Regions from separate parts of the Mus musculus genome. Here region 1 is linked to region 2. The links are chromatin loops, found by intact Hi-C in ENCODE. Cell type or tissue: heart. All regions are shown on one strand. Each heading gives the region's core, and the rest is flanking DNA. Links, peaks and the distances in the headings are about the cores only. Region 1 overlaps Nkx2-2 (NK2 homeobox 2). Region 2 has its middle 38 kb from the start of Gm52577.

The links. Hi-C counts contacts between places; a loop is a spot of excess contacts. Peaks named below come from ENCODE experiments on the same cell type or tissue, not always from the same donor. Only the 100,000 strongest peaks of a DNase experiment are listed, where the experiment ranks them.
Region 1: it touches region 2 in a loop (4-fold over the local background); 17 of 42 quality-filtered maps call a loop at or near these places.

What each region holds. Positions count from the first base shown.
Region 1 is chr2:147,173,353-147,183,545 of GRCm38, reverse strand. Nkx2-2 (NK2 homeobox 2) reads left to right here. Exons shown (of 2, transcript NM_010919.2): 2 at 1-394. Among named protein-coding and RNA genes, the nearest start is that of Nkx2-2os, 5.6 kb to the left of the region's middle. In heart, for the core only: CTCF peaks have their summits at 4,586 (motif pointing right), 5,241 and 5,654 (motif pointing right); DNase peaks (open chromatin) are centred at 4,795, 5,225 and 5,655; H3K4me3 peaks cover 1,249 bases; H3K27me3 peaks cover 6,579 bases.
Region 2 is chr2:146,608,026-146,618,218 of GRCm38, reverse strand. No RefSeq gene overlaps it. Among named protein-coding and RNA genes, the nearest start is that of Gm52577, 38 kb to the right of the region's middle. In heart, for the core only: CTCF peaks have their summits at 4,903, 5,102 (motif pointing right) and 5,847 (motif pointing left); no DNase peak of the experiment used is centred there; H3K4me3 peaks cover 511 bases.

The sequences.
Region 1 (10,193 bases), core at 1,137-9,136, 570 kb before region 2:
AGTGGAGAACACTTTAAAATATAGAGGATTTCTTTTTTTATAAGAAAATGCTAAATATTTATGGCCATGTACACGTTCTGACAACTGGTGGCAAATTTCGCTCTTCGTTGTAAATATCGCTAGTGATCGTTGCCAAATGACGTTCTGGATGGGCCTGTATCCCCACCGGGCCTGCCTCTCTTTGTCGTTTGTTTTCGGTGGGTTATGTTTGAGTTGCAGCGGGTTTTTATTTTTATTTTTATTTTTATTTTTAATTTGTTCAGTGCAAACATTTTTCAACTATGAAAAAGGAAAATATGTGTAGGGAACTCACCCCCGGGCCCCCTTTTTCGTCTCCTGAGCATCGGAGCTTGGAACTCAGCAGTTTCACGTGGTTTCCCCAAGAGCGCCGGGCGCTGAAAGCTTTCGATTTTTTTAAATAAGAATTTTAATAAAAATCCTGTGTTTAAAAAAACAAACAAACACAAAACCAAGCCCAGTTCTTGAGTTTGTTACTTTCCCTCCCGGGCCGAGTTGGAAGGGGCGTCAACCTCAAATCTGGAGCCTAGGGCTGTATTCTGGGCTAGTTCTGGCGTTTCCTCTCGCAGCGCAGTGGCCGCGGGGTTATCCAGACAGTGGAGGAGTGCACGGGATAGGCCTCAGGCGGGCTGACCCAAACGATTCCGCGCAGGACCAGAGCAGCTTGGCCTTCAGCCTGCTAGCCAGTGGTCCAAAGTCCTTGTTGGCCTGGCGCTCTCCGGCTTCTGTGCACTCTCTGAATCCCCAACAGGGGGAGGGAAAGTGACTTTGGGTAGCGCCAAACAAGGAAAGCAAGCCCCCCTCACTCGCCCAAATCTCTGAGTGGCTCCTTCAGCCTGAAAAGCTGTTGAAACCACTACACTTGATGGCTATCACTTTGTTAAGTTTAATTTACCTCTGGCTAAGGGGACGGGGGGGGGGGGTCTGAGATTGAGTCTGATGGCTTTCTCTTTGCACCACTTTCTCAATATCTGCGTACCAAGTTGAGGCCTAGTTGACCTCTTCGAGTCCTGAGCGCTGGGATGAAGGGCGGGAGAGCTAACATTAAGGTTTCTGAGGCTTTGCCTGTCTCTAGAAACTGGCTGAGCCCTGGGTGACCAAACCAGATCTGGCGCCTTCCTCCAAACTGGTCATTCCTCTTTAGTCCCAGGAGCCAGGGAAGTAGAGCGACTGGGGATCCTAGGCAATGCAGTCTTCTCATTACTGATGCCCCATCTTGTCCATCCCTCTGGCCTGGAACCCGATCCGATGGAGCTGGATAGTTCTTGGTTTCTTGGTCATGGCTCTGGGTGGACGGTTAGAAAGTACAAGCTTGGGGTTGAGTGGAACTCCTGCCACCAGGGCTCGGGTAGGAGGACAGGCATGTGCACACCGTCCACTGAGGTGGCAATCTTTCCTTCCTCCACTGCGAACTGAGCTTTTGTCGCTTGAGCCTGGAGCACACATGGTCCTGCATCTCAGCGGGCACACGCCTTTCTGTTCTGTCTCACCGTGACTTCATGAGTCAGAGCCCAGCAAACTCTAAGATGCCAGGAGGTTGAAAGTCAGTCTATTTGGATCTAGTGTCTGTGGTCCTCCAGAGCTCCAGCGTTGAGGTGAGGCTAGAAGGTAAGGAGGCAGCCGGCTGGGCAAAGGGAGTCACTCTAGATGATCCCCTCTCTCTTTCTCCCATCCAGTTGGTGATCAGATTTAATTCAATATCTAAAGCAAACATGATTATCCTTGTGACTAAATTGGGACAACACACGCAAGGCCGTGATTACACTATATTCTGCCTTGTGCACACACACCCCATCACTGAGGGCAATGGGAGTCTTTCTAATACACCCCCTACAGGTCCTTTCCCATCAGCCCTGGGAAGGGGACAGTTTTCCCTAAATACTGAAAAGTCTCCCTTTGTTCTACGCACAAGCTTGGAAACTGTGGGGTTTTGTTTTGCTGTTTGTAAAAGCTGGAGAATTCACTGCCTATGTTTGCTGTGCAATACAAAAGGCAGATGTCCAACCTGCCCTGGAACCAATTGCTCACTATCCTAAGTGCAACTTCTCCTAAGCCCCGGGCCTCTGTGGTTGTCCAGAGGTCCGTTGGGCAGCGCAGGAAGGGTGAGTGTTGGGTGTTCAGGGTCCAGGCTTTCTGCCACAAACACTCACAAGAGCTCTCAGACCCTCACGGGAGTGTTAAGGCCCAAACACTTGCAGGTTTCCAGGACCTGGCAAGTTGAGGCCCACAGGCCTGCACTCTCAGTATGTCCTCTCAGGAGTCCCCGGAGGTGGGCCGTGCGCCTGCCCTTCTCTGTCCTCGGGTCCCCAAGGAGTCAATAAAAGCGCCCGTGGAGCCCTGTGTGGCCCTAACCCTAGCGCCCTGGGAGCGCACCCCGCTCAGGGTCCGCTTCGGCAGTCTATCTTCGCCCAATCTACAGAGGGCCGCACAAAACCGCACAATGGGAAAGCTGGGAGCTGGAGATGTTAGAGGCGTGCATATTAAAAAGGGACAGAGAAAGGATCGCAGGGGACAGAGAGGGGAAGAGAGAGAAGCTCCCCCCAGCCCCCCACCCGCACCATTCAGCGCGCTTATCACGGGCAGTGAATCCCGGAGTCAGGCAGAAGTCTCCTTGGGGTTTTGTTGAGCCTGTCACTGGGTCCCTTTGTGATCCGCGGACTCCATGCTGGATTCCATATGGCCAGCTGGGCCGAGGGAGCGCGAGGAGGGACCCGCACAAAACCCAAATTGTGTCCGGCTTTCAAACCCTGTATTGTTGTCTGTGAAAGGAAGACGCATTAAAAATTCGTGCTATATCTATTGGGGAGGAGGATGGAGGAGGGGGAAAAAAGCCACCCTGTCTTTGATGGCTTCAGAGGGCGCTTGCCCCGCCTAGGCCCCGTGACACAGAGTCAGTCTCTCTCTCTCTCTCTCTCTCTCTCTCTCTCTCTCTCTCTCTCTCTCTCTCTCTCTCCCTCCCTCCCTCCCTCCCTCCCTCTCTCCCTCCCTCCCTCCCTACACACACACACACACACACACACACACCACCGTTTGGTTTGGGACCCTGGTGCTCACTCTATCTGAAATGACAGCTAGGCTCTGGTTGGGTGCCCCATGCTGAAGCCAGGCCTGGGGTGCTCAGGAACTAGCTGGTACTCTGGCTTTTCTAGGGCTTCTGGACTTCTCTGGGTATATGCAAACCATATATGTTCATGCACCAATAGACTGATGGTCACAGGGACCTCCACATACTTCTGGAAAGGCCCAAGAGGATAAGAAACCAGGGGGCTGCTCAGCCCAGCTAAGCTGCAGCCAAGGCATCTTTCACCAGGCAGAATCATTTGATTACCAAAGCTAGCTGGGGGGGGGGGGGTTGTCCATCCTTACTTGAACTACAGAGGTGTAGCCATCTGACATTAGTGGGGGGGGGCGAGAACAGTTCAGAACCTTATCCCACAGCCTTCACCCTTCACCTGAAGAGGTTCCTTCCTTAGTTCTCAGTGTCTCCTGCAGAGAGCAATACTTAGAAAGAACACACCCTGTGCGGCCTTCCCTAAGCAGTCTGAGTTGGATCTGAGTACAACCTCTACAAACACCACCCATATAAGCAACATATTTTCTAACCAAAAAAAGTGTATAAACTGCGTTGTGAAAATAAAATAGAAATTGGATGTGTATCTCTAGAGAAAGTAGAAGCACCACTACATTGATGAAAATGTCAGGTTACCTCAAATTCTGTCCCCTTTAGTGCTTTGAAATGCCATCATGTAGATAACTCCATAGAGTGAACACTCCCTTCTCAGTACTCCCCGTTCCCACAAGGGAAATAACTTATTTTCCTTACCTATTGACTGTTGGGCTTAGTTGAGACCTGGCATGGATTTCTCCAGCCTTTTCAAGAGCCTGGTCATTGAAAAGCTAATCCAATATTTGCCAAGAGTAAGGACATTTCTCAAACGTATTTATTAGGGCTCATCGTTTAGTGATCACTTGGACTGAAGACAAGGGCCAGGCAAGAAACGTTAAGGTGCCCTAGACCTCTCCAGGGAGGGATGGTTTCTCTCCACTTCGAACTTAGAAGCTGGGTGCAAACTTGTGGGATGCTGGCATTCCCTTCCCTGTCTTAAGTGGCATTGGATTAGATATTGTGTTGGGTGGTATTTCAGGAAATATGTACTTGTGACTTCCCGAGAGGCCAGGCACAGTGACACTCTAAATCTCGTCGATATATCATCTTTTATCCAGGATCTGCAAATAAACCCTGATCCCCTTGGAGCATTATAGCTGCTGCTATCTCGCTAAGGAAGCGATCTGAGTTTTATTGCTTTTACCAACACCCCAACACACACACACACACACACACACACACACACACACACACACACACACACACACACACGGAGTCTGGATTTTAAAAGCCTCTATATTTTCCCTCCCAGGGCATCGTTATTAAAAGAGGTGAATAGGTCTCAGCGCCGCCATCAGAGCAAGTGCGGAAAGGAGGGCTTGCAAGCGAACGTTTCCAATGCTCCGAGAACCACGTGGGGTGAGGAAAACTAGGATTTTTCGTGTGTGGCCGCTAGGAGGCGCCCAAGCGCTTTTCTCTTTAAGCGACCCACCGAGTCTCTCTGTCCCTGAAACAAACACACCCGGATTGCAGTGCTACTCCCACAGTCTGCCTGCTACCACGGGCAATCAGGCTCAAAACTAGAGTTAGTGTCTGACCATGGGAACAGCTGTTCTATTTACAGTGTGTCCGGGTGACCCGGCATCCTCAGGGGACATCACCATTGAGCATCCTGCTTTTCCTAGGTTGTAATCCTCCCGTCCCTCCATTTCCGCGCTGCTCTTTGCAAGTCCCTACCCCCACAGACTCAGCAAAGTGGTTCCGTGAGCCAGGAGTGTGCTGACCCTTAGGAATTCCCATTTATAGCACTCAGGCGCCATTCCCATGATCCCGAACTGTCTCGGACCATTTTAGATGACGGCAGGGGAAGGTGGCTCAGTATGAGTGTAATGGAGAGTTTAGAGAAATTCTGACTTCGGTCCAACCTTCCCCGCTTTTCGCGGGAGGTACTAGAACGAAGAAACCATCTTTTGGCCAGCATGTAATATGGCCTCCAAGTGATCCTATTCAACCCTCAAATCCAGTTAGGTTGTGGTGCAGCTTACAATCCAGAAAGGCTTCTTGGTCAGAGCCTTTGCCTTGACACTGCATGCTATACAGTAGCGGGATTTTACCACCAGGGGGACACGCCGCGTGGACGCTTGGGGGCGGTTAATGGGAGGCTGAAACACCCCATCCTATAAAAGTATGCCAACTCGGTGCCAATTCCTAAACTACACAGAGGCAGCGGTGTGGGGTGGGGCATCCAAAATGAAAGAGATACACGAGTCGGGATGCCTTCCATCTCTGCCCACAGCCTTTCCAAGAAGTTGGAGGGCATCGCAGTAGACTGGGAGCCCAGAAGATTATCTTCCTCAGCATCTCCTCAATCATTAAACCCCCCTGAACTCCCCTCAAACACCCAAACAAAACAAACAAGCATGAAATCAGTCCACCTTGGCGCTCCAGACACTGATCTTTTTACTTTCTTAAACCAGCATTTCAAAACCGACGGATGGATGCCAGGATCGAAGCTGCGGTGCCCATAGTGTCCGCAAGGTGGAGCGATTGGATAAGAAAACAATTTCAGGTCGGGCGACTGACTCAGGCCTGGGAGCACAATCTGGTCATCTGTGGATTTGAGGGATGTCTGGGTAAAGTCCATTTACAGTAGGACCACAATGCCAAAGAAAGAATTACAATTCTTTGGCTTGGTGCTTGTCCCTTGGAGTGTGATGAAAAGGTTGATGGCATTCAACCTTTTTCTTTCGTCTGCCTTGTGGATGTCAACTGTCTCTGTTACTGTCACCACCACAATTGAAGCATATATTTCCACCTCTTCAAAATGTTTCCTGTGCCAGGAAAATGTAATTTATTCTAATAAAAAATAACCTGACACTTGTTAGTCAATTGGAAGACATAGGAGGGATCTCTTTCTTTCTGTTTTTCTTTATCTGGGGTAATTTAGAGCCTTTCTTCATAAAGTGCTAAGAAACAGTGGCAGGTCTCTGATGTCACCACCATCTACCACTTTTGAAGGCACCTCCCAGGTTCCTCTCCTACATCACCTCGTCTGGTGTGAGCAATCAATTCACTTTACATGTGAGACTGGGTTTCACAGGTTACACTCCCAACACACACGAACCCAGAAAAAAGCCCCAAGAGCAGAGGGCCCACCTCGAAGGCATTCCATGCCATTTCTGGTGAAGACAGGGAGGGACTGGGGAGAAAGGTTCCCTCCTGCTCTGCAGAATTAGCTTGGAATCACCTACCAGGTTCCTGTTAGCAGCCACACACAGGTCCCAGAGTCCTCCAAGTTCTTAGTATTTTACCTGTATGTATGTTTGTACACCATGTGCATGCCTGGTGCCCACAGAGATCAGAAGAGTTCTTCAAATATCCCTGGACCTGGAGTTGAGGATGCTTGTGATCCACCATGTGGATGCTGGGAACCAAATCTGGGTACTCTGCAAGAGAAACAAGTGCTTCTTAATGCCCTATCTCCAGCCCCTGGAAAGAGAAACTTTAATGAGGTAAGTTGGTTAAGACTGGTCCCATGGCCCGGGGGGGAGGGGGCGACACTATCTGCAAGCTTAGGAAGGGCCTCGGGAGATACTGACCCTCCTGGGACTTTGTGCTCAGACTTGCAGCCTCCGCAGAGTGAGCAATCGTTCTCTTCTCCAAAGCCCCTGGTCTTCATGCTGCCCGTGCTCCCTCATCAACTGTACACAGGAGGTCCTGCAGATCAGCCCTGCCCCTCTCTCATCAACTGTACACAGGAGGTCCTGCAGATCAGCCCTGCCCCTCTCTCATCAACTGTACACAGGAGGTCCTGCAGATCAGCCCTGCCCATGTATCTGCTTTATCCACCTTAGACTTTCTTGTGTTTTTGTTGTTGTTGTTGTTGTTGTTGTTTTAAAATAGTTTTGTACTTATTCTTTAACAATTGTCTAACCTATCTGATATGTTTTGGTCATATTTGCACACACCTGGATTCCCTCTCCCCCCCCCCCCCCAACTGCCTTCAGAAACCTCCTCAGCACATCTCCCATTTGCTTGCATAGGAAGGAGGAGGAGGAGGAGGAGGAGGAGGAGGAGGAGGAGGAGGAGGAGGAGGAGGAGGAGGAGAAGGAGAAGGAGAAGGAGAAGGAGAAGGAGAAGGAGGAGAAGGAGAAGGAGAAGGAGAAGGAGAAGGAGAAGGAGAAGGAGAAGGAGAAGGAGAAGGAGAAGGAGAAGGAGAAGGAGAAGGAGAAGGAGAAGGAGAAGGAGAAGGAGAAGGAGAAGGAGAAGGAGAAGGAGAAGGAGAAGGAGAAGGAGAAGGAGAGGAATCAAATAACCACCAAGTTTAATTAGGGGGACTTCACATTCGTGGGTGTGGATTATTTACTGGGCCGTGGGCGACTTGTACTTCAGACGTTTTTGTTTTTCTTTACCTGAGCACTGTTTGTTGGAAAGGGAGAGGGGGTGGCCTGGTGAGGGAAACATGGTCTGAGAGCCGAGGAGCACCGTTGTTTGTCTCTTCTGATTGCCTTCATATCCTCTCTTCCTCCATACCTGCCCCTGGCCCTGTATCTTTTTTTTCTACATAATCTTTGGCACTTCCTCCATCTTCTCTCACCTCCGCCCCGTCTATTTGCCTCCTCCGTGTCCTCTCTCCTCCTCCATTTTCCTCTGGCCTCCTCCATGTCACCGGTCCTCTCTCCTTCGTACCCCACACATGCTCATACTGCTGCCGGGCTCTCCTGCTGCTTCTGGGCATCCAGAACAAACAAGTTAGCTCTTCTCTCCAGAACCCCCACAGCACCAGGAAAGCCTACAGATTTGGGGGCTCATTCAAGCACTTAGGCTCAAACGCACAGCTCCAAAATATCACGCGGAGGAAGCCTATTGAGGGGGCTTTTGCCGGAAACCTTGAGGCTTGCCAAGATGGAGGTGGACCGCTTCAGCTGCCCCGGAGGACGTGCTCTGCAACGCACTGAGGCTTCTGCTTTGCATGGTCAGTTACCTGCAGAGACCTTGTTTTGGGCTCTTTGCTAAGAACGGAATCTCTGCCCTCCACACTGTGAAGAGCGTTTCTGAGCAGTTTGGCACCAGTCGGTCTATGTGATTGGTCTGTGAGTCTGGTGACTTTGCCTGTGAGATTGTGGAAGAATGGCAAAGTAAGGTCCAGCTTGAAACGATGTCCAGCCATTGCCTTCCATCCTACTGTAGGAACTTCCCACACCTTTGTTTTCCCCAGTGCTGGGAAGCATCCATGGACTTCAGGAGCAGATGGGTGCACACAGAAGCCTGTCAAACATCCCAGGATCTAGAATCACATTCCACCTGGGTAGCTTGATTCCGTGCCTTGGGAACAGGTGCCTTCGTCTTTCCTACCTGTATCCCCCCTGTTTCCTCCCCTGACTTGGAACAGCCGTTTCCCAAGTTCTCTGATGTATTGTTCTTCCTTCTCAGTTCAGTGTTTCTCCACACCAATGGACTCCGGAGATATCAAGTTAGCATCGCTTTTAGTCATTCAGCTACCCTGCCCAAAGTCCGTGTAAACCGAAGTATTCCCATAGAATCACAGTGTTGGTTCCTAACACTGTGCCTTTGGGGATTTCATGAAGAAGCTGCCGTGAGCCAACTGCAGAAGTCATGAGATGGAGGAAGAGGCTTCCGTGAGTCCCTACGTCTGTCACCAGGTATCTGTGTACGCCAGAGTCAAGTGTTCTCAAACTCCCATGGTTTTGAAACAGGAAAGAATGGAACCATGCCCATGGAAGCAGATTAAAATCCCACTGGGAAAGCCTGGGGGCACAGGTGTGTCCCTGCTGGCTGGAGGGGAGGTTGTGCTATCACCCCCATCTGGGACATCCCCCTCAGCTAGTTTACACATAGGTGAGTTTGGATAGATTCTCGCCTCTTCAAGCCCCAGATCACAGTTTCTCAAACTTGAGGGGGGGCATAAATTAATCACTTGGAGTTTCCTACAGGACAGATTCCACTTTCACAACTCTAAAATCCTGCCTTGATCTTGATCCTGCAAGGTGCTGTGTAGAGCCAGCCTTTGGGTCAAAGGCCTAGATGCAACTCCAGGTGTCTCATCAGGGAACACACCTGCCCCCTGGAGAGAGGGGAGTCTGAGAGCTGGGTGGCTCTGCCTTCCTCTCAATGACACAGTGACATCTGCCAGAGTCACTGCATGAGTTACCCTGGCCACCCTCAACAGTCATTCACTGTCATGAATAGAGAGCACAAGTATAAGAAGCCTGTTCTTACAACAGAAGATGGCCACTGTCCATGTGCAACTTTGAACAAGTTAGTTACTCACACTCTGAACTAGTGCCCCTCTGGTTCACAAACAAAACCCAAAAGGCTCTGGGATGTGGTGGCATGTACCTCTTATCCCAGCACTCAGGAGGCCAAGGCAGGAGGATTTATTGTAAGTTCAAGACTGTCTTACTTAGGGTTTCATTGCTGTGAAGAGACATCATGGCCAAGGCAACTCTTATAAAGGAAGACATTTAATTGGGGCTGGCTTACAGTGTCAGAGGTTCAGTCCATTATCATCATGGCAGAAAGCATGGCAGCATGCAGGGAGACTTGGTGCTGGAGCAGGAGCCAAGAGTTCTACATCCCACAGGCAGCCAGGAGGAACCTCTGTCTTCCTCAGGCAGCCAGAAGGAGGCTCTTCCCCACATTGGGCAGAGCCTGAGCACATGAGGAGACCTCAAAGCCCACCCCTGCAGTGAAACACTTCCTCCAACAAGGCACTCTTCCCATGAGCCAATGCACATTCAAACCACCACAAACACTAAGCTGGGGAGTGAGACCCTGACTCAACAAACAGAAGGATAGACCTACCCTTTGTGGCCAGGAATTGGGTGAGGTGTGGGTAGGTATAACATTTAGACAGAAGTTAGAACAGGAGGCAAAAGAGAAAGCCAGAGAAATAGGCCCAGACCAGACTCTCTTCTGCTTCCTTCTCCTTTTGCCAACTCAGGAGGGAAAGACACCCCACTGGATATGTCCTAGGTTGTCCTTAGAAGGCATGATTTTGGAAGGCCTCCTACATTCGAGAAGCTATAGTATCAGAAGTCTATGTGGG
Region 2 (10,193 bases), core at 1,080-9,079:
ATTTCCACACATTGCTGTTCGTTACTGAAGGAAATCAGGACAAGAACTCACACAGGGCAGGATTCTGGGAGCAGAAGATGATGCAGAGGCCATGGAAGGTTGTTGCTCTCTGGTTTGCTTCACATGGCTTGCTCAGCCTGCTTTCTTATAGAACCCAATGACACCACCCAACATGGGCTGGGCCCTCCCACATTGATCACTAATTGAGAAAATGCCTTACAGGCATATCAGGGAGGCATTTCCTCAACCGAGGCTCTTTCTTCTTTGATGACTCTAGCTTGTGTCAAGTTGACACAAACCCAGACAATACAGTGACCAAAGGTAACTAGGGGAGGAAAGGGTTTATTTGGCTTATATTTCCAGTCACATTCCTTTATCAAGGGAAGTCAGGGCAAGGGCTCAGTACAGCAGCCTGGAGTCAAGAACTACAGCAGAAAGCAGCAGAGGAACATTGCTTACCGGCTTGCTCCCTGTGGTGGTGTGAATAAGAATAATCCGCTTAAGCTCATTTATTTGAATGCTTAGGAAGTGATATTAGGAGGCATGGACCTGTTGGAGGAATTGAATCACTCTGGGTAGACTTTGGGGTTTGAACCGCTCAAGCTAAGCCCAGTGTCTCTCTTCCTGCTGCCTGTGGATCCAAATGTAGAACTCTCAGGTACCTTGCTAGCGCCATGTCTGCATACATGCTTCCTGCCGTGGTGATCATGGACTAAACCTCTGAAACTGTAAGCCAGCCCCAACTACATGCTTTTCTTTATAGGAGTTGCCATGGTCATGGTGTCTCTTCTCAGCAATAGATACTAACTAAGACAGAAGTTGGTACCAGGAGTAGGGCATTGTTTCAGGCCTGGCCATGTTGCTTGTCAGTGGAAGGTGAACTTAGATTAGGGAAACAGTTGAAAGGGCTACAGAGATGGCTTAGCTGTTAAGAGCGATATCTGCTGTTCAGTTGTCCTGAGTTCAATTCCCAGCAACCACATGGTGGCTCACAACTATCTGTAATGGATTCTGGTGTGCTGGAGACAGCATACTCATATCAATCAATCAATCAATCTTAAGGAAAACAGTTGAACACTTTAAGCTTGGCTTAACTGACCATCCTAGTAGGAGCATGAAACTTCAGTGCTGAGGGTGATTTGAATTGTGAGAGCCCAGCTCAAGAAGTCTCAGAAGGGAAGAATATTAATATGTGGCCTAGAGACAATTCTTGTGATAATTGGGATAAAGAATGTGGCTACTTTTTGTCCTTGTGTGAAAAATCTACCTGAGGCTAAACTGAAGAGTTTGGGATTAATGGACTTGGCGGGGGACTTTTCAAAACAGTCTAGTATTGACTGTGTCCCATGACTATTGATGGCCAGTTTTACGCAGATCTATAGTGAAAAGGAACAAGCCGAGCAAGAAAAAATACAAAATGTACAGTTTGAGGAGAAAGTGGGCATCAGGAAGTTTGAACAAGTTAAAGAAAAGCATAGGAATAAGGGAGATGCAACAGCCAGCTAAACTTCCAGCTTGTGAAAGGGAATTTTAGAAAAGCTTTGGGCCAGTCACAGTGGCACCTGCCTTAACTCCCAACACTCTAGAGGCAGAAACAGATGGATCTCTAGGTTTGAGACAGGCCTGGTCTACAGAAAGACTTCCAGTACAGCCAAGCATAGGCAGTAAAAGAAACTAGCAAAAACAGAAATCTGGTGAAAATATAGTTAAACAAGGGGAGCCATGTTCTAGCCTCTGTAAGTTGAAGAACTTGGTAGCTTTAGCCACATGGTTCTGGCTTTAGAGTCCAGGATACAAGGAAGGGGGTATGGAATCTGAGACTAAGGAAAGTCACTGTGGCCAGATGTGTGGCAGGGGTGTCCCTGCATGGAGGCCCTGAGAGGCCATTGCATAAAGCTGTGAGGTCAAAGTCTATATTACCTTGGAGACCCCAAGACATTGGAGATGCCAGAGTCATCGGATTTCTACTGAGGAAAGCTGCTAACGGGGAGTGGAACCAGTCCAAGAGAAAGAAGTGTGTTGTAATCAACAAAGCTGAAAAAGAGCTGGAGACCTGAAGAGCATTTGACATCAGACATGGAGATGCACAGTTTGAGGTTTGCCCAGCTGATTTTCATCCTTGTTTTGGTCCACTATCTCCTCACTTTACTCCCTTTTAGAACAGCAATGTACATTTTGTGCCATTATATGCCACAAGTATGTGATCTGCCTTTTCAGTTGAATTTACAGAAGAATTGCCGTTAAGAACCTGCACGGGTCTCAGAAGAAACTTTGGATTTTTAAACAGGGTTGAGACTGTTTAGACTATGGGGACTTTGAAGTTGGACTGAGTGCATTTCTGCATTATGATGTAGACAAGCTTATGGGGCCTATGCAATGGAGTGTGCTGGTTTGGAAGAAAATGGCCTACATAGGCTCATAGTGAATGGTACAATTAGAAGATATGGCCTTGTTAGAATAGGTGTGGCCTTGTTAGAGTAAATATGACATTGTTGGAGAAAGTATGTCATTGGAGGTGGACTTTGAGGTCATAGTGCTCAAGTCAGGCCCAGTGTGACATTCTCTTTTTTGCTGTCTGCCAATCTGGATGTAGAAATCTCACTAGCTGCCCAGTACTATGTGTGCCCAAATGCCACCATGCTACCTAGCATGGTAACCATGAACTAAACCTCTGAGCTGTAAGCCAGCCCCAATTAGATTCTTTCTTTTATAAGAGTTGCCATAGTTATGATGTCTCTTCACAGAAATAGAAACCCTAACACAAAGAGTGAACCAAAATTTTATTTCTCTGTTTCTCTCCCTGTGTCTTCTGTCTGTCTATAGTTTGTGGTCTGTGACTTGTCTATTGTGCCTGTGTGTTGTGCCAGCCTGTTGTATGTGCATCTGAACTCTCTTTCCTGTGTTTGTTGCTAACAAAGTGTTTTATTCTATATCTATTGAATAGCAATAAAAGCATGGTATGGAAAAGATATGAAGAATAGCTTTTTACAGAATTTCTTTAACAGACTTTTACAAAGGAAAAAGTTACATTACTGGCCCCTACTGACCCAGAATAGCACTCAAAACACAGAATAGCACTCAATCACAAACCAAAGTTATCAACCTCTCTATCCACTTATTGGTTACAACATTTATTTGGTTCAAGGTTGCTTTCAACCTGTTGGTGGCTTTCATCAAATGATTACAATACACATCACATATGCACACACTATTCTGGGTCGCAGGCATAGAAGAGCAAATAAGTTAAAATTGAAGCTATGCATTAGCTTATAAAGTTGATTACATGGGAAACTCAAGGCATAGCATGGTTAGGGACATCACTGTCTTAAGTGGTTAAACTTAAACAGGGTAAGTAGGTTAAGTACATCGTCTTTTATTAACTGGCAAAAGTTCAGTATCTTTTAAGATGAGGGATATTTTCAGAAAAAAATATATCACCACTTGGCCAGCCCAGTGATCACCAAGGTGGTCTTTGAGGTGGTCAGCTGCACTGTCCAGTCTGATGGTCAATGACAGAGATCATTTTTGTGGTCCTCTATATGATCAGCCACAGTGGTCACTTTACGATCACTGTCCTGATCAGTTGTATGATCCACTGTGACGGCCAGCCACTGTGGTCATTTTTGTGGTCACTTTTGTGGTCACTTGCAGTGTCCAAGTTGCTGATCAGCCATACTGATTACTGCTATGGTCACTTAGGGGGGACATTTCTTATTTTTGCTTTTTGTGGTCAGTTTTTGGTTTGGTTTTGTGGTCAGGCTAATCTGATGGAGGCATTTTCTCTTCTGAGGTTCTGTCTTCTCAGATGACTTGCCTTGTGTGAAGTTGACAAAACCCAGCCAGCACCCCCAGGAACTCTGGCCTGAGGAGTCCCTCTAAGGATTGCTGCTGTCCCTCTCACCTTACCTCCCTTCTCACCCACCAGAGGGTCTCTCCTGTCAACAGATCATTCCCTGACCCCTGCTAGGGTTTGTGCTAGTGTGGAGACACTATGTTACAGTCGCTATGGAGATCCAGAACCGCCCCAGATGCTGTGAATAATCTGCACCCAAGAGGAGTGAGCAAAGCCACTCAGCAACAATTCCTTCTCTGGCAGGTATGAATGTTCCCGTCAGGAGCGGAAGAGTGACCCCTGTAAGGGCTGGGTAGTGAATCTGAGCACGAGAACACATTTTCTTTTTGATTGGTGCCAGATGCTGTTTAGAGAGGCGTGGCACCACACACTGACGACTGTTCACACTTCTGCAGTAGACTTAAAGTATTTTTTTAAAAGATACAAGATATCAGGCATATTGTGGAGCACAACTGTAATCCAAGTTGGGAGACTGAGCCAGCAGGATCTCAAGTTGCAGGCTAGCCTGAGCTACAGAACAAGACTGTCTCAAAAGAAAAACTATAATAAGCACACACACACATACACACACACAAACACACAGGACTGTATTTCTGTATTCCTTCTTTGACCATTCACAGAATTATCAAACAATGAGCCCTGCAGTTTCACAGGGAACAAAGGAAGGGGACTGAACTCTGTAAGAGAGTCCAAGTTTATCATAGGGAGAAGTTTGCTCTGGGAAAAGGACCTGTGTATACAACACTGGGTGAGGAGTCTATGGTACAGCATATATTTGCAGCTTAGGAATCCATCTGCAAAACACTGAATGAAATCTTGGTTTTATATAATATCCTTAGCCCCCTTTGGTTCAAGATTGAGTGGCTTGGGCTGGGTTGAAGCCCATTGATGATACATTTACCTAGTGGCTACCACACGTTGGTTGGATAGAAAGTCAAAGACTTTCACTTTATCAACTCCAAAGCAGTGTGGGAACTGAGGAATAGAAGATACAGGAGGCACCAGGCTCTGTACTTCAGTTCTCAATGGCTGGTTTTCCACCTGCTATGGGGCCCATTTGTCTCCTCTTGTGTCAGGCTAGGACGATGCCACTCGGGAGACCAGACTAAAGGCAGACTCCTCCTTCCTCTGACTGACAGCCTGAAGCTGCTTTTTCTAAGAGAGTTACAAGTTTTAAGAGTATCCCGAGTTCCCTGAGACCCCCAAATGAATTTCCTAGCTTTCCTAAGCAATTCTAGATCTTCTCCAGCAGAGGGCGCGCGCGAGGAGCTGGTCGAAATGTGCGCCCGAAAGCATTAGTCAATAAAACAGCAGCTAGGTGATCCCAAAGAAGCAGCGGCTGCTGCTGCTGCTGCTGCTGCTGCTTTTGTCCGCCCCCCCACCCCCCAGCCCCCGCTCGTGATTTTCCACCCCAGAGCGCAAAGCCCAGCCCTTCTCCACCACTGATGGTGCAGGAAACAGGCCCTGGAACACTATCCCAATCCAAAGTACAAGTTGTCATGATGGTCACACTGAAGAACTACTTTGGAGCTCAGCATTTTTTTAGGGACCCATTGTGGAAATCTTCTTTCACTGGTCACAGGTTTCTCTGCATATCTCAGAGTGAACCTCCATTTTTTACAATGCAGTTTGTTTTCCTTGCTCTCCCCAAACCCCCTTGAGAGGAAATTGAGAACTCACTGGGAGAAATAGTTACATAAGACGTTTTCCAAACACTACAAGGTCACTCGAGTCGCCTGAATAAAGCATGTTGTTTGAATGCGTCCAGACAGTATCACTAAGAATTGTTCAGTCAACATTTTATTCCTTTAATTAACCCCTCAAATATGTCCAAATGACCAACGGATTTAATGAAAATATGCAAAAAGGAAGTTTTTTTTTTAAATAATTGTTTCTAATTAAATTGATGGATTTATTCTGATTTGTTTCTCTCTGGAGGCCTGTGGAATCTTGCAGTCTTGGTTGTTGAAGGGAATGCTGCCACCTGGTGGCTATGGGAGGTACTATTCGCAGCTGACAGCCAGCTTTCAGCAAGCTGACCCACCCAAGGGACCTCCCCTGCCCAAGGGTGTAGCCACTCCGGGGTGTAGCTCATCTAATAAATGGACAGGATGGGGGTTCTGTCTCTGTCCTTGCTAGTAGATTGTGTCAACTTGACAAAAGCTAGAGTCATTTTGGGAGAAGGACTCTCAACTTAGAAAATACCACCACTAGGTTGGTCTGTGAGCATGTTTGTTGACTGATGATCGATGTGGGAGGGGTCAGATCACTGCAGGCAGTGCCACTCGTAGGATGGTGATCCTGGGTGCTAGTAGGAAGCAGAGTGAGCACGCCAGTAAGCAGCACTTCTCCATGGCCTCTGCATCAGCTCCTGCTTGGAGGTTCCTGCCCTGATAAACCCTTTCCTCCCCACGTTCTTCTTGGTTGAGATGCTTTGTCACAGCAACAGTAGCCCTGACTGATACATGTCCCTTGCCCATGTAGGGGTGATTCTGAATGTACCTCCCCCCACCCTGGTGCCATCCCTACTTTCCTGCTAACTTCCAGAAGAAGGGCCAAGTCACATTGTCCTATAGAAGAAACTACATAAGAAGGACAATTTGGTGATTGTGATATGGTACCCAGTCTCTGGTCACCCATGACCATTGCACCAGCATCCCTCCTTCCCCTCAGACTAAGGGACGACCTAGTAGTACCAACTGACAAAGGATAGAAAGGCAGAACTTGTTCTATGGATGTTATTTTAAAATCCAAAGCATCTCCCCCCACAGGCCCATATTTGCGTGCTTGCGACACTCATCTGAAGGTCACCAAATCTTTAGGAGGTGCTGGCAGACTGAGGTCACTTCTAGGTCTGTGAAGATTATGACCTTCCCTGGTGGTGGCCTCCATCTTTGCTTCCAGGTCCACAGTGATGAGAAGAAGCTCTAGTTCATGCTACTCATGCTACCCACACCTATCCTACCGTCATGAACTGAAATCTCTAAAACATGAACCAAAAGAAATCTTCCCTCTACTAAGTTGTTGTGGTTGGGCCTTTTGTCACCGTGACGAGAAATAGTGCAGGATGAGAATTGGCAGCAAATGTACTCAGCCCCATTCAGTGCGGTCACAAAACATAGTCACAGGGGGCTGTTCTCAAATGCATGGGGCTTCAGGCACATGGAAAGTGTGGCAGTTTGAATAAAAATGTCCCTGTAGGCTCATGGGGAGTGGCAGTTTGAGGAGGTGTGGTCTTGGAGTGGGTGTGGTCTTGTTGGAAGAAGTATGTCACTGGGGGTGGGGTTTGAGGTGTCAGATGCTCAAGGCAGGCCCAGTGCCATTCTCTTGTTCTGCTGACTGCTGATCCAGACATAAAACTCTCAGCTGCCTCTCTAGCACCATGTCTACCTGCATGCCGCTGTGCTTCCCACCATGGTGACAATGGTAACTGACTATCACAGAGGACACTACAATTGAGCACCACAATATCCACTATATCTGGCCACACTGATGAATACTACAGTGACCACAAGATCTGATCATCACAGTAGACGCTACGGTCAACCACCATAGTAATCACTACTGCTGACCACATAGATGGCCACCACACAGGGACCACTATGATTAACCATCACAGTGAACACCTCAACTGACCTCCCTGATGGCCATTACAGCTGACCACATTGAGGACCACCATAATGATTGTCTTAGTTAGGGTTTCATTGCTGTGAAGGGACAACCTGACTAAGGTGACTCTTATAAAGGCAAACATTTCATTGGGGCTGGCTTACAGTTTCAGAGGTTCGGTCCATTGTCATTGTGACACGAAGTGTAGTAGAGTGCAGGAAGAGAGAATTCTAATCTTGATCCACAGGCAGTAGAAGGGGACTGTCTTCTACAGGCAGCCAGGAGGCATAGGAGACTTCAAAGCCCACCCCACAGTGACACACTTCCTCCAAACAGTGACACACTTCCTCCAACAAGGCCACAGCTTCTAATAGTGCCACTCCCTATGACTAAGCATTCAAACACATAAGTCTATGGGGGTCATACGTATACAAACTATCACATTCCACTTCCTGGCTCCCATAGGCTTATAGCCACAACATAATGCAAAATGCATTTAGTCAAACTTCAAAAGTCCCCAAAGTCTGTCGCAGTCTCAACAATGTTTAAAAGTTCAAAGTCTCTTCTGAGATTCATGCAATCTCTTAACTGCAATCCCCTATAATATCAAAATCAAAAAAGAAAAAGAGATCACATACTTCCAACATACAATGGCACAGGATATACATCATTATTCCAAACTGCAAGGAAGGGAGGAAATACTGGACCAAAGCAAGACTAAAAACCAGTTGGGCAAACTCCAACCTCTGAATCTCCACATCTGATGGCAAAATGTTCTTCATATCTCCAACTCCTTTCAACTTTGCTGACTACCAAAATGACCATGGCAGTGACCAGAATAGCTGACCATCACAGTGGATGCTAGAAGTGACCACAAAAGTGACCACTATGTCTGACCTTCATGGTGGGCATTATAACTGACCACCAAAATGGCTACTAAAGTTGACCATCACAGTGGAAACTACAACTGACCACCAGAGTGACCATGACAGTGACCACTATGACTGGCCATCATAGTTGACACTATCACTGACTACCAGAGTGACCACAAAAGTGACTGCCATAGCAGACCATCTAAATGGACACTGCAGCTGGCCACAAAAGTGACCAAAAAGGTGATAAGTATGACTGACCATCATAGTAGACACTACAACTGACCACCAAGGAGACTGCAACAGTGTCCACTAGGATTGTCCATCAGAGTGTATGTGACAGTGACCACTTGGGTGATCATCACGGTGGATACTACATTACAAATGACCACCTACGTGACCACTTTGACTGACCATCACAATGATAACAAAACTGACCATCTCACTGATCATCATAGCCACCTCTATAGTTGACCATTATGGTGAAAACTACAAGTGACCATCACAGTGACTCACACTGGTCATCTCAGTGACCATCACAGTTACCACCATAGAGACCACAATTGCTGATCACCACAGTGAACACTACAACTGACCACTTTAATATCCCACATAATGATCACACTCTAGCTGACCATCACAGTGACCCAAGCTGACCACCATAGTCACCTTTATTGCTAACCATTACAATGAATACTTCCTCACACGGTGACTATGGCTATCACAGTGAACACTATAACAGATCACCTCAATGACCAACTTGGTGACCATTCTGACCAAAAATGCTAATTTTTTTCTGAAAATATCCCTCATCTTCAAAGATACTGAACTTTTGCCAGTTAATATGTCTATGCATTTAACCTGCTGTTCTACTGTGTATTCACCTTGTTAAGTATAACCTATTAAGAAAGCATGTAACTAACTATACTATGCATTAGATTTCCTATGTAATCAATGCTGCAAACTAAGCTAATGCATAGTTTCGTCAATGTTAACTTAATTGCTTTTCTATGCCCCTAGTCCAGAATAATATATGTATATGTGATCTGTATTGTAATCAAATGCTGAAAGCCTTGAACAGGTTGAAATCAAACTTGAACCAAATAAATGTTGTAACCAACTAGTGGACTTTAGCAACAAAGGAAGACACAGATCACACACACCTTCAATAGGCAGGCACAAAACTCAGGTACAATAGATAGGCAATAGGGACAGCTCACACACATACACAGTAAATAAACCACGGACCACAAACTATAGAGAAACAGAAGACACAGGGAAAAAAAGTTGAGAAATCAAACTTTGGTTCACTTATAGTCAAATTAATCCAAAAGGAAGTCTATTGATCTTGTTGTTTCTTAATGCAACACTGGCATATTTTGGTTCTCTCTCTCTCTCTCCCTCTCTCTCTCTCTCTTCTCTCTCTCTCTCTCCCTCTCTCTCTCTCTCTCGGGTTTCCTTAATGCTTTAATTTATATGGACAATGATGGTGGGACCAGACCATGTCAAGGACTGCTGAGCTGTGCACACCTCTTAACCTCATGTCAAGACCCTGAAGATGAACTTGGGAGTGTGGTCACTAGACATATTTGTCCTTCCTAAGATGACCACTTGAGTAAGTCTAGTGTTGTACATTACAGATAAACCTTTTTCATAGTATTTTAAATTGAATTTCAAGAATGTCAAATGCTACACACGAGTGGATATTGGACAACAAGCATATACTCTCTATAATGCCAAAATCCTTCTCTGTGAGGGACGCTTCTTTATACCCCCTAGGACCTGACTGGGATTCTGACTGGGATTCGTATGCACAATATGGGTCCCAGGGCAATTCTTACACACCATTCCTTCACTCG